Regions from separate parts of the Homo sapiens genome. Here region 2 is linked to region 1. Evidence: chromatin loops called from intact Hi-C (ENCODE). Cell type or tissue: CD4-positive, alpha-beta T cell. All regions are shown on one strand. Links, peaks and the distances in the headings refer to the core of each region. The heading gives the core; the rest is flanking DNA. Region 1 overlaps PKHD1 (PKHD1 ciliary IPT domain containing fibrocystin/polyductin). Region 2 overlaps MCM3 (minichromosome maintenance complex component 3).

Region 1 (8,337 bases), core at 104-8,103:
TCCAGTGCTAGTGTAAAAAAAAAGAAATTATAAAATAGTGGGTTAAAAGCAGGGGGTTATTATGGTTTAGTGGTGAATTTTGGTATCTGAGTGTAAGGGATCAATCTTTGCCTCCATATGTCTCCTCTGCTTTGTCTCATGGGCAAAAAGCATTATAAAATAACCTCCTAAAATGTCTATTTTTCAGGGGTAACCATTCATCATTAGCTTTTGTACCTTCAGTTTACACAAAATGCAACTCCTCTTTTCTCTGGAGGGAATGAATCTTAGAAATGTCAAAGCTTGATCGTAGGAGAGGAAAGAATGAGATAAAGCTAAATTCTGAGGACTATGTGTCATATTACTGTAGGTAATTTCTTTTTTTAAATTTTTTATTTTATTTTTTCTTGAGACAGGGTCTCGCTCTGTCACGCAGGCTGGAGTGCAGTGGCACCATCTTGGCTCAGTGCAACCTCCGCCTCCTGGGTTCAAGCAATTCTCCTGTCTCAGCCTCCCAAGCAGCTGGGATTACAGGTGCACACCACGGAACCCGGCTAATTTTTGTATTTTTAGAAGAGACAGGGTTTCACCATATTGGTCATGTTGGTCTCAAACTCCTGACCTCAGGTGATCCACCTGCCACTCGCTTCGGCCTCCCAAAGTTCTGGGATTACAGGCCTGAGTCACTGTAGGCAATTTTAAACAATCAGGAGCAGCATGAAAGAACTGGGTATGAGGTGTGAGGTACATGTGGGGAAGGAGCATTCAGTGTGGGAAAGAGTGGGAGGGTCCTAAAGACAGTGAAATTCATTCTTCTGCTTAGAGCAAATTACAGATTCATATGGGTGAACTGAAGCCTTTCCCAGTGTACCCAAAGTTGATTCCTCCTTGTGTTGTAACTTACTGTTCCCTGACTTGTCAATATTGTCCTTGAGGTCAGGAGACAGATTTTCTGAGAAAATGTCATGGTACTAGGGGCTTTTGCTGATACCATGAATGATTCCACATTTCCCCTTCCTTTCAAATATTGATCCTCGATAATATATACTTCTGGTCTTTTTCTTATTATGTGCATTTTTAAATAGTTATTACTAGAAAAAAATTCAACTGTTGCTGGACTTAGAAAGTTAAAGTAAGAAATTATTAATATCTCCTATTATTATATTATTATCTAGGTCATATTCTGGTCTATATTTGGAAGCTTACTTTTTTTTTTTTTTAACTCTTGCAGAAATATTATCTGTGTTTCCAGAAACTGGGAGCCTTGGGGGAAGAACAAACATCACAATTACAGGAGACTTTTTTGACAATTCTGCCCAGGTTACCATTGCAGGTAACTATGATGAAATGGCTGAAAATAGTTCATAGTTTTAGATGCTCTAGGAGATTATATGTCTGTATGGCATGAGGGATGCAGGAGGAAGCAAGCTTTGCCCCTTCTGACTCATCATGTTTGATAAGTCATGTGTTTGGTTGAGACCAGGTGGGATTTTGGTCCTACAGTACATGGGTCACAGGAATGGAATGTCCTGCAGACACACTCACAATGCATAGGCAATTCCCTCAGGTGCCCCTATCTTGTGAGTGAAGAGAAAGAAAGAAATACAGCTCCTTCTTGACAAAGGTTTACTTCTACTAAAAACAGCCCCTCTCTTCACTCTCCCTTGTTAGCTGTCTTGATATAGACAAGCAGGAGTGGGTGGGCATTTGCTATGCAGATTACTCTGGAAATCCCCCGCACCCCAACCTTGGCAAACCCTTTTATGGACCTGTCTAGAGCCTTTTGTTTTGCCAGGTCCTGTAGCAGGTGGGATGCCTCTGTAGTTGGTGACACCAAGGGTGTCCTCACACTGTCATGTCACACTTACCTCCCATGCTCAGTTAGGTGGTTCAGTACGTCCCCAATGAAGAGCACTCCATTGCATGGCTTTCCTTCTGAATACTCCACGCTGCCCTATGCTCTGCTGCTCTGCACTCTCTCTTTTCTCCTTCAATTGGGGTGACAACTTTCGCTATTCCATCCACACCCAGCCCTTTGCCTTAGAATAGGAGCCTGTCTACTTCAGTCTGGTCTTGCCATCACATCTCCCGACTGCCTCTCTCTCTCTCTGTCTCTCTCTCTCTCTCTCTCTCTCTCTCTATATATATATATATATATATATATATATATATATAATTATACATATACCCACACACATATACATATATATGTATACCTACACACACACACATACATAAATTTCTTTAATTCGCTTTAGGCATTCCATGTGATATTAGACACGTGTCTCCCAGGAAGATTGAGTGCACCACTCGGGCTCCAGGAAAAGATGTGAGGCTCACCACCCCTCAGCCAGGTAAGGAAGCCACCAGGGCTGTTCAATAAACTCTGAATATCTTTAATCATGATGGGCTGGCGAGTAGAAATAAAAGTGTTTGAATTCTTTCTCATCTATTTGACTGGCTTACTCAGTGAGCCCTGGGTCCATGATACCATTGTCAAGGCTCTCCTTTCAGGAAGGCTCTTAGCTTTATTCAGGTGCTTAGTGACATTGCACTTCTAGCTCCAGCCAGCTGTATGGCCAGTGGCGTCCAGAAGAGACCATGGTCTAGAAAGCATAACTGCCCTCAAGATATTGTTATAGCTACTGGAAGAAACCCCCAAACTGCCCGCCTTCATTCAATGGGTCAGTTGCACGTCCACTGGCTAAGAAGACAGGAGCGTTAGAGTGTGCTCTGCTATGCTCAAAACAACAGCATTAGACAAGGTCGGAGAGTAGGGCACAATGGGATGCATTTAAATATGAATTTTTCTCTCTTGTGGGCATCTGTCTGCTGCTTTGAGAAACAGGGATATATTGTGATGTTGCCACCAGGTTATGCCTGAAGTGGGCAGAAATGGAGGAGGCAAGGGAGCTTCCAGCTGTCCTTCTCTGTTTAAAGCATCCACCCTACAGCAGCAAATTAAGAGCACAATACTGGAGCACTTTTCTGCTGAGCATTAGAACTGAAGGCTCAAGTGTAGTCAGGGATGAAGGGCAGTTGGTATGTTACTCAGCCAAGAACCACAGGCTGCACATCTGTGCCCAAGGGCCTGACTTAATGGTTAAACTACAGGCAGCGAGAGTCAACTCTAGAGGCACAGCACCTACAAGGAAAGTTGCCCAGCAGGGGAAGAAACCTTTCTAAAGAAAGGGCATTCAGGTGTGAAAATGCATGCAAAGTTTTGGCTTGAGAATTCTCCAGCTCCCAGATCTGCAGTTTTTACTCAGGGAAAGCTTCCATCCAAGGAAACAAAACTACTGAAACAAGTAATCAAGATAATGTGTGTTTCCTGTCAGGAAATAGAGAGTCTGCTCCCTTTTTCAGTATTTCCTGCTTTAGCTACTTGGGTAGTGGTAGGATAATTTCCTGAATGCAGCTGGTTTGACAGTTAGTGTTGTCCTTTATGAAGGGCTTTTGAAGTTTCTTCCACAGAAGCTGGGCGAATTACTATGGAAACCAATTGTTCTCAACCAGGGGCAATGTTGCCCCTCGGGGGACACGTAGCAATGTGTAGAAACATGTTTGGCTGTTAGACCGGAAGTGGTGGTGGTGGTGATGATACTGACATCTAGTGGGCTGAGGCTGGGAAGGCTGCTAGACATTGTGCAATGCATAGGACACCCCCTCACAACAGTTACCCAGCCTAAAATATCAATAGTGCTGGGGTGGAGAAACCCTGGTTTAAAGTAATATTTTCAAAATATGCTCTTACTTTTCTGTTTATTCCTTATCCACCTCTCCCTTTTAGGAGTTGTTGAGGAACAACAGTATTAGTTTAAAATAATAATTACCATAATTACCTTTATTGAGCACTTACTGTATTCCAGGCTCTTTGAGTATATATTTTCCCTTGGTCCTAGTGTATTATTGCTATTTTATTATTGGTCCCATTTTGATGCATGAGAAAATGAAGATGCAAGGACATCAAGGAATTTGCTCAAAGCTACACGTCTAGCTGGGATTCCAGAGTTTTGCCTTCAGCCCAAGTTAGCATTCAATATTGATTGCACCTGTGCCTTTGGCCTCAGGGTTTGCTTAACACAAAATATAAATTAATACAATATCATTTAAAATGTCACATAATAGCAGCATGCCACATATTTGGCTCTGTGTGCAGGTCCACAAATTGAGGCCATGACACTTGAGAAACTTAAGGATTGCCAATGTTATGGGGAAAAAAGACTTTAGAGAATTGAATTTCACAGCAGAACTGGGACTTAAAAGATACTGAAGCCCACTTCTGGCTTTGGGAAGCACAAAGCCAAGCCACGTCACCAGCACACAGTCACATTGTCCTCCTTTTACTCAGCCTCAGCTTCTGTTTGCTCATTCAATTCACATTTTCTCCAGGACTTGATTCTCTTTTCTAGGAACTCTTGCTAAAAAAGGCTAACTCCTAACCCATGGAATGTTTATTACTTTCCGGAACATTTGTATTTCATATTAACTACAGAACCTTTCATATAACTACTCTATCTGGCTCTAGGTTGACTTACCTTTACAGGTAGCATCTGGGTCATCTTTCACCTTGTAATTTAAAATAAAGTAATTCCCCAATTTGGGAAGGTGCGCCCTGTAATGTTTATGCGATCTACATGTCTTACAGGCAATCGAGGGCTTCTTTTTGAAGTTGGAGATGCTGTTGAGGGACTGGAACTGACTGAAGCCACCCCAGGGTACAGGTGGCAGATTGTCCCTAATGCCAGTTCTCCATTTGGGTTTTGGTCACAGGAAGGACAACCTTTCAGGTATGTTGTAGGAAAAGTGGGAGCCCACATCAAAAGCACCTTTGCTAACCTAGGTGAGGCTAGGAGACAGATAAGGAAGGTATCAAGATTTCCAGGAATTTATAACACTAGCCAATTCAACAACAACAGAGTTTGACAGTATTCTCAATCAGTGTTGGTCATGCTAGTGCAGGGACAAATTTTGATCAATATGTAATATGTATATTTTCCACAACTTAGTTTACAATCTGTTTTGGAGATGATTATCAACTAGAACATTGAGCTGAGCAGGCCAGGAGACTGGAAAGACAGCAGAGTAAAACATGCTTTAGGTACCTGGTTAAGAGGTAAAACTAACATCTGGTTGATGCCAAAGAAAGATCCAAGAATTTGCCCTTTGGGTACATGAGGGAGCAAAGCCTAGGCAGCATGCTGTAGGAACAGCCTTCCAGTGCTGAAGGTCAACCCAATGGCCCTTGTATAGTAGGGGAAGCTCTTGCGGGTTCTGTGAGACATTGTTTTCAGTAGTAGTGATGGCATCATGATTCTAATTTTCCTGTTTAATGGTGTGTAATTCCTTTAGTCTTTTTAGTCCCTTCAAGGATGTAGCCAAAATTTCTAGTATTCTAAAGTAAACTTAAAAATATAAAAGCTTGAAAATTGCTTAGACACACTGTTTCCTTAGTGTGTTCTCAGTGTATATGTTGAAGGATGGATCCTTTACTGAATGATGGATCTCTTTTCCCTTTGAAATCCTTCTTAGAGAGGATGACTGTGACTCATGAGTGTGAATTTCAGTCAGTCTGTGACCTCCTCCAAATATTTTACCATTTTATTAGGTTGGTGCAAAAGTAATTGCGGTTTTTACCGTTGAAGGTAATGGCAAAAACCGCAATTACTTTTGCACCAATCTAATAGATTTCAACTCAGTTGTGTAAAGAAAAGCTTAGAGAATTTTTAGGCATTGAATAAGCCAAGTAGGGTTGGTAATCTGTGAGCAGGAAAGTGTCTCCTGAAGCCTTACTTACTAGGTACTTAACCATGAGTTTATGGTTTTAAAGTGGCAGTTAAGGCTGGATGCTATGGCTTGAGCCTGTAATCCCATCTACTTGGGAGGCTGAGACAGGAGGATCGCCTGAGTCTAGGAGTTTGGGACTAGGCCCTGTCTCTAAAACGTAAAAAATAAAAAATTAGCCAGGTGTGATGGTGTGCACCTGTAGCTACTTGAGAGGCTGAAGTGGAGAATTGTTTGAGCTCAGGAGTTAGGGCTGCAGCGAGCCATGATCACACCACTGCACTCCAGCCTGGGCAACAGAGTGAGACTCTGTCTTTAAACAAAGAAACAAATAAACAAAAATGTGGCAGTTAATTTGTGGTCCATTGTAGCACCTAATAATTCATATTTATCATAGTTTTTAACGACCATTTAATAATGTTCAAAGGAAAATCTTTCAGCTGCATTTGGTGTATTTGGGAGTGTTAAGGAGTGAGTCAGCCTACCCCAAAAGGCAAAAGAACATTTTGACTTCTATAGTAAGTGTTGCAGGGTATGTCCCTTTAACTGCCATTTTGAGGAACCACAAGCCAGGTAGTAACTAATTTTCCATTCCCTCTCTCATTAATCTCTTTAAAATCTAAAAATTTTAAATTAAAAAATTAAAATATTCATTTATTGGTAAGTTAATATAATTATATTGTGGACTTTTAAAGTAGTTATGTTTGAAGCTATTTTTAGGTATGAAATTATCTCAAAAATAAAGATAATGTATGTACATTAAAGCAAAATTTAAAAACATCTTTATATTGATCATCTGAAGATTTAAGAAAATAGCATTATCAGAAAATATTCTTGGTATTTATTTACAGAGTCTAATCAGTTCTTTAACTATATCTGCCTATAATATTAGGTTGCTGGAATTTAAATATTAAAAATATTATCTTTTAAAAAATGTTTTATGAAATTGCCTGTAATCTTCTTCAAAGTTGCATTTGATGGGTTTTAATTTGAAATTGTTGACATTTTGAATTGACGCTTATCTGTGGATCATAATATTTTTAATTAGAAAAATGCTCTCTGCAGGTGTTGAGGTAGCTGGTAAGCTCAGAGCAAATTCTCATAAGCAATCTGTCTTTATTTCTAATAATAAGAATAGTATTTACTATAGATTGAGCTTCTACCATGATCCAGGGCTTGCAATAGCTGTGTTAGGTGGTTTTGTCAGCTAAGCTTCCGTATAGCTGTGTGCTGTGGCTACAACTTTCCCAAACATGACACAACAGCAAGGGTATTTGTGTCCAGTGTAGAGATGTATTGGGCTACTGAGACTAGGCAGGTGCTATATCTCTTTCTAGAATATTCTGGACAATTGTGTGGCATAAGAATCAGGTTGTTCTTCTTTATTACCATAAAAGAAGACAAAGTACAAGGGCAGTCATTTGTTGGTTCAGTGATTCAGGCCTTGGTTACTCTTGCTTGACTCTATGTTCTACTTTACAGAGCACGGCTCAGTGGGTTCTTTGTGGCTCCAGAGACAAATAATTACACTTTCTGGATTCAGGCAGATAGCCAAGCTTCCTTGCATTTCAGTTGGTCAGAGGAACCAAGGACTAAGGTATTCACTGTCTTCTCATTTTCCTTTTCTCTGTTGCCAGTCCCATACCCATGAAGAAAGAAAGAATCAAAGTTAAGGCTCTCATGTTTTACAGATAGTTTAACATGCCATTGGATGATCAGGAACTTTAATTGTTGAAAAAGAACTTGTTTGAATGTGAACGTACTATTTATTGAGCATTTACTGTAAGCCAAATATTATGCTACATCTTTTATAGACCTTGTCTCTAGTTTTCACTGCATCTCTGCAAAATGTATGTATGTATGTATATATGTATATATATTATGTATGTGTTTGTGTGTATATACACATATATACATAAAGATATATGTATGTATCTTTTCCACATGAAGAAATTGAGGCTTGGAAAGATTGTGTGGGCCAGGTGTGGTGGCTCATTCCTGTAATCCTAGTGCTTTGGGAGGCTGAGGCAGGCAGATCACTTGAGCCCAGGAGTTTGAGACCAGCCTGGGCAACATGATAAAACCCTGTCTCTATTAAAAATACAAAAATTAGCCAGGCATGGTGGCGCATGCCTATAGTCCCAACTACTTGAGGGGCTGAGGCAGGAGGATCACCTGAGCCTTGGGCAGTCGTGGCTGCCACTGCACTCCAGTCTGGGCAACAGAGTGAGACCTTGTCTCAAAAAAAAAAAAAAAAAAAAAAAAGAAAAAGAAAAAGAAAAAAAAGAAAGATTGTGTGCCCAATCCACTTGGATAGCAAAAGGCACATTGAGGATTCAACCCCAAATTTACCTGACTACAAAACTTGTGCCTTTTCCACTAATTTTGGGTGGAGATGTAGGCAGCTGTATGTAGGAATTCCTCAACAACATTGAAGGATAAGAAAAGATGCCTTTAACAGCAGCCAAAATGCACTTATGCTATTGACAAAGAATCACAATATTTTCCTCAAATTATTACTATGTATGTCTGAAATTGATTTGCTAGTTTATTGGAGAAATGTCATAGATTTTG
Region 2 (8,337 bases), core at 320-8,319, 200 kb before region 1:
AGTCTCTACTTCTGCCCCTGGTCCTGGGACTTAGGGACAAGAGGAGCTAGGTAAACCATTGGAAACATGGAAGTCTTTCCTGCTTATGATGCAGAAGGGACTGGGAGTTCTTGATGCAGTTCCCCTGCATCAGTGACCCCTCTAGCCCAGCCACACTTGCCTTGGTCTTAGGTTCTGGAGAAGGAGAAGAAACGTAAGAAGCGAAGTGAGGATGAATCAGAGACAGAAGATGAAGAGGAGAAAAGCCAAGAGGACCAGGAGCAGAAGAGGAAGAGGTAAGGTGGGGCAAGCAAATGAGATTAAAAAGTTAGTGGCCAAGAAGTTGGGGGTGCACGCCTGTAATCTTAGCAATTTGGGAGGCCGAGGCGGGTGGGTCACTTGAGTCCAGGAGTTTGAGACCAGCCTGGGAAATATGGCAAAACTGTCTCTACAAAAAATAGAAAAATTAGCTGGGCGTGGTGGCGGACACTTGTGGTCCCAGCTGCTCGGTAGGCTGGGGTCGGAGGATTGCTTGAGCCTGGGAGGCAGAGGTTGCAGTGAACCAGGATCGTGCCACTGCACTCCAGCCTGGGCGACAGAGAGAGATCCCATCTCAAAAAAAAAAAAAAAAAGTAGTAAGTTCCAGTGGGACTGGGGAGAGAAGTAGAGGGTAGAAGGTGGAACCAGCGCTGCTTATTGATGTCAGGTTGTTCATGGAGAGTGTTCCTAGACCTGCGGGGTTTGAGGATGAAGATAACCTGGGTAGGCTGGGCGCGGTGGCTCACGCCTGTAATCCCAGCACTTTGGGAGGCCGAGGCAGGCGGATCACGAGGTCAGGAGATCAAGACCATCCTGGCTAACAGTGAAACCCTGTCTCTACTAAAAATACAAAAAATTAGGCTGGCGTGGTGGCAGGCACCTGTAGTCCCAGCTACTTGGGAGGCTGAGGCAGGAGAATGGCGTGAACCCAGGAGGCAGAGCTTGCAGTGAGTGGAGATCACACCACTGCACTCCAGCCTGGGTGACAGAGTGAGACTCCGTCCGTCTCAAAAAAAAAAAAAAAAGAAGATACCCTGGGTAAAAGAGAAGGAGAGCGAGTCCTTCTTGTGTGCTTTTGACCCCTCTACTGAAGAAATGCTAAATAGTAGGAACAGCAACCCAACCACTGAGGGTTTTGAATATATACTTCAAAATTCTAAGGGAAAAACCTTCATGCTTATAGTTGAATTTATAAGGGTGAGTGATGTGGAAAAGAGCGTTGGGAAGCAGCGCCTGTTTGTGTTCTAGTCTGGGGACTTGGTCTCGTTTGGAACAAGCAGCAGTTTGCAAAGGCCTAAGCCTAGTGCTTCACTTTGACTTAGTGGTTCTGTTTCCTTTTCTCCGTAGTTAGAGGCACGTGATGGGGCTTCCTTGCCTTTCTGTCTCCAAACTCTTTCTCTCTCTTAACTGCTGTGGGTATTTTAGAAGGAAGACTCGCCAGCCAGATGCCAAAGATGGGGATTCATACGACCCCTATGACTTCAGTGACACAGAGGAGGAAATGCCTCAAGGTGAGTGAGCCCACTTACTGATGAAAGAGGTTGTTCCTGTGACTCTTGGACTTTTCCAGTTGCTCTGTGCACTTTATTTTCTTGTGGACTCCTGTTTGTTTGGCTCCCTGCTTGGGGCCTATGTCCAAGAGGTTTGTCCCAAGAGAGCTTCAGGGGAAACTTTGGAAAAAGCTTTGCTATATTATATACACCTCCTTGATGAACTGTGCTGTGCTGTTTCACCTGGTATAAGCATTTCAGATAATATATACATTGAGGGTCTCCTGCCTGACTAAATTCCTTCATCATCCAATGAAGATTTCCCTATATCCTAATTGTTCTGCCTGGCCCCATAAGAACCCTAGGAAATAGGAGTGTTCAGCAGGCTGAGTGAGAGATTGGGAGTGGAGATGATTTCTCTAGTGTTTGTGGAAATGGCTTCACCTTGCTTATCTTCCCCATCTCTACAACCATCAACCCTCTGAAGTACACACTCCAAAGACGGCAGACTCACAGGAGACCAAGGAATCCCAGAAAGTGGAGTTGAGTGAATCCAGGTGAGTACGGATGTTGCTCCTGCCCCTTCAAGAATTCTGTGTATCGCTGAGGAAGGGACTTTGTTCCCTTGGAGAGGGTGGGAAACAAACTGCTGGTCATCAATAGAACTCAAAACTAGAGGCCTGCAGCTTTTAACATTTTATATTCTCATTTAATTTCAAACTTACTGAAAAGTTATGAGAAAAGCATGAAGAACTTCTGGATGTCCTTTACCCAGAATCTTCAGTTGTTTAAATTAATAATTCTCTCTTTCTGAGAGAGAAGAGTTTTACAATAAGGATAAAACTTAATGTCTTACTGTAACCTCAGATTCTTCTTGGTGGGATAGATACATTTTGGCCATTTGTTTTTGAAATGAAGAATTTTTACCACCAGGGTTTTAGGAAACATTTTTATCTATGAATTTTGTTTACTGGACACCAAGAAACTCCATAGCCAAGTTTTACGTTTTTTCTTTTTATACTTTAAACACATAATACAGTGTATTTACTGAAAAAAATTTGAAACACATTGAAAAGTATTTAGAAAAAAAATTAAAATCAATTGTAACTCTATCCCTCAAGGACAACCATCAACTGTATCTTAAAATGCTTGAATCAGCTCGTATAGATCTCACTTTTTTTTTTGAGACCGGAGTGCAGTGTTTATTTTTTACTTTTTTACAGTGTTTATTTTTTACTTTTTGTAGAGACGGGATCTCACCATGTTGCCCAGGCTGGTCTTGGACTCCTGGCCTCAAGCAGTCCTTCTACCTGAGCCTCCCAAAAGGCTGGGATTACAGGCATAAGCCACTGTGCTTGTTTGATCTCATTCTTTTTAATGACTGCAGGGTTTCCATGGTATGGATGGGTAAAAATTTAATGAAATTCTCTGATGATAGACATTTGGGTTGTTCCCTGTTTACAGTAAAACAGTATTAAATTTATCAGTGTGCACTCATGCAAGTATAGCTATAAGGTGAGTTCCTAGAAATGGGCTCCCTGGGCCAAAGGATATACGCTTTTAAGGGTTTAGTAAGTGCTGTTAAATTGTCCCGCATTGACGCTGACCGGGTTACTATTTTACAGTGAATGGGAATGCCAATTTCCCACACGCTAGTACAATAGTTTAGCTTTAAAGGGGGCTCCTCAAGGGTAGCACTGCCATCAGAGGCAGATGTGTGTGTGAGAAAGAATATTGAGGGGACGCCTCTACTGTATTAATACTATGGATTTTCCTAGTATAGCTGTTTCCTGAGAGCATTTGGGTTTGTTTACTCCTCTTCCCCCTTTCTTCTGTCTGGGGCAGGTTGAAGGCATTCAAGGTGGCCCTCTTGGATGTGTTCCGGGAAGCTCATGCGCAGTCAATCGGCATGAATCGCCTCACAGAATCCATCAACCGGGACAGCGAAGAGCCCTTCTCTTCAGTTGAGATCCAGGCTGCTCTGAGCAAGATGCAGGATGACAATCAGGTCATGGTGTCTGAGGGCATCATCTTCCTCATCTGAGGAGGCCTCGTCTCTGAACTTGGGTTGTGCCGAGAGAGTTTGTTCTGTGTTTCCCACCCTCTCCCTGACCCAAGTCTTTGCCTCTACTCCCTTAACAGTGTTGAATTCAACTGAAGGCGAGGAATGTTGGTGATGAAGCTGAGTTCAGGACTCGGTGGACCCTTTGGGAATGGGTCATGAAAGCTGCCATGGGGTGAGGAAAGAGGAGACAGTGGGAGAGGACAATGACTATTGCATCTTCATTGCAAAAGCACTGGCTCATCCGCCCTACTTCCCATCCCACACAAACCCAATTGTAAATAACATATGACTTCTGAGTACTTTTGGGGGCACAACTGTTTTCTGTTTGCTGTTTTTTTGTTTTGTTTTTTTTCTCCAGAGCACTTTGGTCTAGACTAGGCTTTGGGTGGTTCCAATTGGTGGAGAGAAGCTCTGAGGCACGTCATGCAGGTCAAGAAAGCTTTCTTTGCAGTAGCACCAGTTAAGGTGAATATGTATTGTATCACAAAACAAACCCAATATCCAGATGAATATCCGAGATGTTGAATAAACTTAGCCATTTCGTACACATGGTCTTAATAGTCATAGTGTGTTTTTTATACATAACATTGAATTGTTTTCCTTGAGAGCAATCGTGCAGGGTTTGCTGCTCCCGCATTTGCAGCAAACTACCACAAGGTGGCAGCAGCCTGCTGTGATCTCTGGGGGTCATGTCTTCTCTAGAGGCAGTTTTCTTCTTCAGCAGCACCAGCGTTTATCAGTCAAAATTGATAGTATAGACCAAACCCTGCCAATTTAAAATAGCTAAATGGCCACGGGAGGCTAGTGAGTAAAAGTTCAGGAGAAGAATTGCCCCTCTGCCTGGCGCTTTTTGCCTGAATCTAAACTTATCCTTCATAAAGATAGAATACCCGATACGTCAGACACCTCAAAATCCTGGGAGTTCTTGCCCATAATGAGATCTTGTTACAGTATCTTTTTTTTTTTTTTTTTTTTTTTTTTTGAGACAGGGTCTCGCTTTGTGCCCAGACTAGAGTGCAGTGGTACAATCACAGCTGATGACAGCCTTGACCTCCTGGGCTCAAGTGATCCTCCTGCCTCAGCCTCCCTAGTAGCTGAGACCACAGACACGTGCCATCATGCCCCGCTAAGTTTTTATTTTTAATTTTTAGTAGAGATGAGGTCTGTCTGTTGCCCAGGCTGGCCTTGAACTCCTGGACTCAAGTGATTCTCCCATCTCGGCCTCCTAAACTGTGAGATTATAGGTGTGAGCCACTGTGCCCAGCCTACAGGATGCTTTTGAAACTACCTGGGTGTCCACTCTTTGGGGTTGGTTAGCCTGTTTGCACAGAAGCTTGTGATGGGGCCAGGGCGGGACTTCTGTCCTACCGTTATATGGTTTGAATAGCTTCTGAAGAATTTTTCAAGTTACTTAGAAGAATCATGTGACTTTATGGGGGGCCTCGGTCACATGGACCGGAAGCTGCTTTCTGGTGGCAGATGTGGCTCTGAAGTTGTGCCAGTTCTTGGCTGTAAGATTGCTGAGGTATTTTCTTTTCCATTTTTGCTGAGGGGTGATCCTTTACCACAAAGCAGGAGATATTCTTTGGTTCGTTAGGACAAAGGGATTTTTTTCTTAAAGGGAGTAGTACAAAATTATTGGGGAATTCTGTTTTATCTGGGATTTTTTTTTCCCCCTCACTGATGCGAGCGAGATCTAAGTCCTACTGGAAGTGGTCTAGAGAGCACAGTTTCAAAAGAGAGTGCAGTGGTACCAGAAGGAAGAATTTGCCATTTGTTGAGCATTGGCAATAAGTCAGAAGTTGTGCTAGGTATAGCAGTGGGTGCAAAAGTGGCGCTTTCTGCTCTGAGGCTTCTAGGCTGGGGATATGTCAATATGTTGGTGAAAATTTCAAAATATAAAGTGTACAGCTGGGCACGGTGGCTCATGCCTGTAATCTCAGCACTTTGGGAGGCTGAGGCAGGCGGATTGCTTGAGTCCAGGAGTTTAAGGCCAGCCTGGGCAACATGGCGAGACCCTGTCTTTATTAAAAAAAAATTAAGTATGATTATATACCAAATGAGGGCACACACAGAGATATAGGAATCCAGGGAGGACCATGAGGATGTCAGGTGCTACTGATGGGGTACAGCTATGAAGAACAGTTCTAGGAGTTCTTAGGGATCTCCTCAAGTGATTTGTTCTAGAAAGGCAAACATTCTGTCAATGGGACTCTTAGTCTGTCCTTCACCTCTGAGGAAACTGAGGCACAGAGTGGGGGGATATGTGCACCTACCATTGTGATAATAGCTGTAATATCAGGTTGACTTTGCTGACCATTTCATCACTCTTCAAGCTAGTCAAAAGAATAGTAGGTAGAAGACTATAGCAGCCACAATAGATACTAATTGTATTAAAATAGCATGATTCAACCTTTACATTGAGTTTTAAGAAACTTGTTTATGTAGTTCCCAGCTTACAAGAACAGAAAAGAGCTGGTAAGCTTTTCCAGGATAGGTTCTTGCTTGTTGACAGGTGATCCACTGCAGGACCTACTGTGGGGACCTGAAAGAGGCTGCTCAAGTGGGCTGACATGTCTCAAGTCCAGTCACCCCTGAGGGTATCGCTGTTGCCACCCTGCAGAGATTGCAGTGGTGACCCAGATTCACCAGAGAAAACTGCTAAATTATCTGCGTGCCTCATTCCAAAAGAGAAGTCTGTTTACATTTAGGTTTGTGGTCTGAAATACTGTAGTTAAAATAATTTGGGGAGCTTAGAGAAGTAAGTTTTTGTATCTTGAAAAATGGCACCTTATTCCTTAACTCCCCTGGATAAATGAAGTGGCAAAATGAAAGGGTGGTTTTCAAAAAGGACAATTTGGTAAGGATTGTTGAAATTGAATCTCTTCTCCGCCATTTACCGAATAACTTCAGGTAAGTTTTATGCTACTCTTTATTTCAGCTGTAAAATGGGGATGATTCCTGCCTTGTAGGATGCTTGTGAAACATAATTGGGAAAGCAGATGGCAGGTTCCCACCTGGTGTATTACTACTTCATGGCAGTGGTTTTGATTACTGCAAGTTCGAGGGCCCATTAAAACAAAGTGATTCATTTTGACAAATGTTTATGAAACATGATCCTTTAATCAAAACCATTTACAATGATTTCACCCTGGCTGCATTCCTGAACTCTCATCTCTTCCCTGCCTTTCCACTCTCTGATGGTTCCCACATTCCGGTCAGTGTGGCTCTGAGGCAAGCACTTCCCCCAGAGAGGACCCTCTCGGCGCTAGCTCGGCAATGCATTTTTCAGCTTTCTCCTGAGGACAGTGTTACCTCACAACAGGGCCGGGTGGTAGGAAAACATCAAGGGGGATAAAGAGGAGAAAGGTTCACAGAAACGAGTGAATCTGCCAGCCCTCTCTTTCTCATGTCTCCTGAGGAGATTTCAGACTACACCAGTTGTCCTAATGATTCTGAGCTTGTGAAGTGAGCTCTGCCTGGAGGGTTTGGTCAGTAGAATATGGCAAGCACAAGAGTCACCTGTGTGCTGGCTGCCTCAGGTGCTCAGCCCTAACAAGCTCTGTGCAAGCTCTTTCCCTTCCTTGCCATCCTTTCCTTTCCCCACTTCTCAAGAGCCAGGTAACGCCATGTCTGCTGTACATGTAGGGAAGTGGGGAGGGTGGAGCGTTAAACTCTGGTTGCATAGGAACTCTCACCTGAGAGCCAAAAGGTTGGCAGGGTGACATGAGCCCTGCACTGGTAAGCAAAGGCATGTGCATCTGAGTTCCTTTTCTGACACTAGGTACCAGAGTTAACATGCCAAGCTAGGCTGGCCACTTAGAGGAAAGTGCATGGTTTCTACATCTGGAAAAGGAGGTGGTTGAACTACGTGATTTCTGAGGTCCCTTCTGGTAATGAATGTGATTTTCTTTCTTTCTTTTTGAAATTGAGATAGAGTCTTGCTCTGTAGCCCAAGCTGGAGTGCAGTGGTACAAACATGGCTCACTGCAGCCTCAACCTCCTGGGCTCAAGTGATCTTCCTTCTTGAGCCTCCTGAGTGGCTGGGACCACAGGTGCACATCACTCTGCCCAGCTAATTTTTACATTTTTTGTAAGGACGGTGTTGATGTTGCCCAGGCTGGTCTCGAACTCCTGAGCTCAAGTGAGCTTCCCGCCTCAGCCTCCCAAAGTGTTGGGATTATAGGCATGAGCCACCATGCCTGGCTATGATTTTCTTTACATTCAGTGCCAGTTCCACCCACAAGACGTTAGCACTGGCACCACTTGATAAAACCTGGGTTGGACTGCTTGGAGAGGCAGGTCAGAATGAGTTGTTGGTCACCATGTTAAATATGCCTTTTAGGGACAGTGATTTCTATGCTTCCTTATTTTGTGGATAGTGTCCCAGGATGTTGCCAGCTATTTCAAGAGATTTTATTGAATTTCTAGAAACACTTTTTTTTTTTTTTTTTGACACAGTCTCACTTTGTCTCCCAGGCTGGAGTGTAGTGGCATGATCTTGGCTCTTGGGTTCAACTGATTCTCCTGCCTCAGCCTCCCAAGTAACTGGGATTACAGGCGCTTGCCAGCATGTCTGGCTACTTTTTGTATTTTTAGTAGAGATGGGGGTTTCACCATGTTGGCCAGGCTGGTCCCGAGCTCCTGACCTCAGGTGATCCGCTCGCCTTGGCCTCCCAAAGTGCTGGGATTACAGGCATGAGCTGCTGCACCTGGCCATCCTAGAAACACTTTAGAACAAAATTAATTTTAACTCCATTTTAA

The links. Hi-C counts contacts between places; a loop is a spot of excess contacts. Peaks named below come from ENCODE experiments on the same cell type or tissue, not always from the same donor. Only the 100,000 strongest peaks of a DNase experiment are listed, where the experiment ranks them.
Region 2: it touches region 1 in a loop (16-fold over the local background); 22 of 110 quality-filtered maps call a loop at or near these places.

What each region holds. Positions count from the first base shown.
Region 1 is chr6:52,058,951-52,067,287 of GRCh38, reverse strand. It overlaps PKHD1 (PKHD1 ciliary IPT domain containing fibrocystin/polyductin), which reads left to right. Exons shown (of 67, transcript NM_138694.4): 12 at 1,211-1,312; 13 at 2,238-2,333; 14 at 4,628-4,769; 15 at 7,246-7,360. Among named protein-coding and RNA genes, the nearest start is that of PKHD1, 24 kb to the left of the region's middle. In CD4-positive, alpha-beta T cell, for the core only: CTCF peaks have their summits at 3,400 and 3,614 (motif pointing left); a DNase peak (open chromatin) is centred at 3,577; H3K4me3 peaks cover 514 bases; H3K27ac peaks cover 586 bases.
Region 2 is chr6:52,259,803-52,268,139 of GRCh38, reverse strand. MCM3 (minichromosome maintenance complex component 3) reads left to right here. Exons shown (of 17, transcript NM_002388.6): 14 at 172-275; 15 at 1,444-1,529; 16 at 1,996-2,065; 17 at 3,354-4,125. The coding sequence ends at 3,552. Among named protein-coding and RNA genes, the nearest start is that of IL17F, 19 kb to the right of the region's middle. RefSeq lists a silencer at 3,351-3,770. In CD4-positive, alpha-beta T cell, for the core only: CTCF peaks have their summits at 4,025 and 4,227 (motif pointing right); a DNase peak (open chromatin) is centred at 4,239.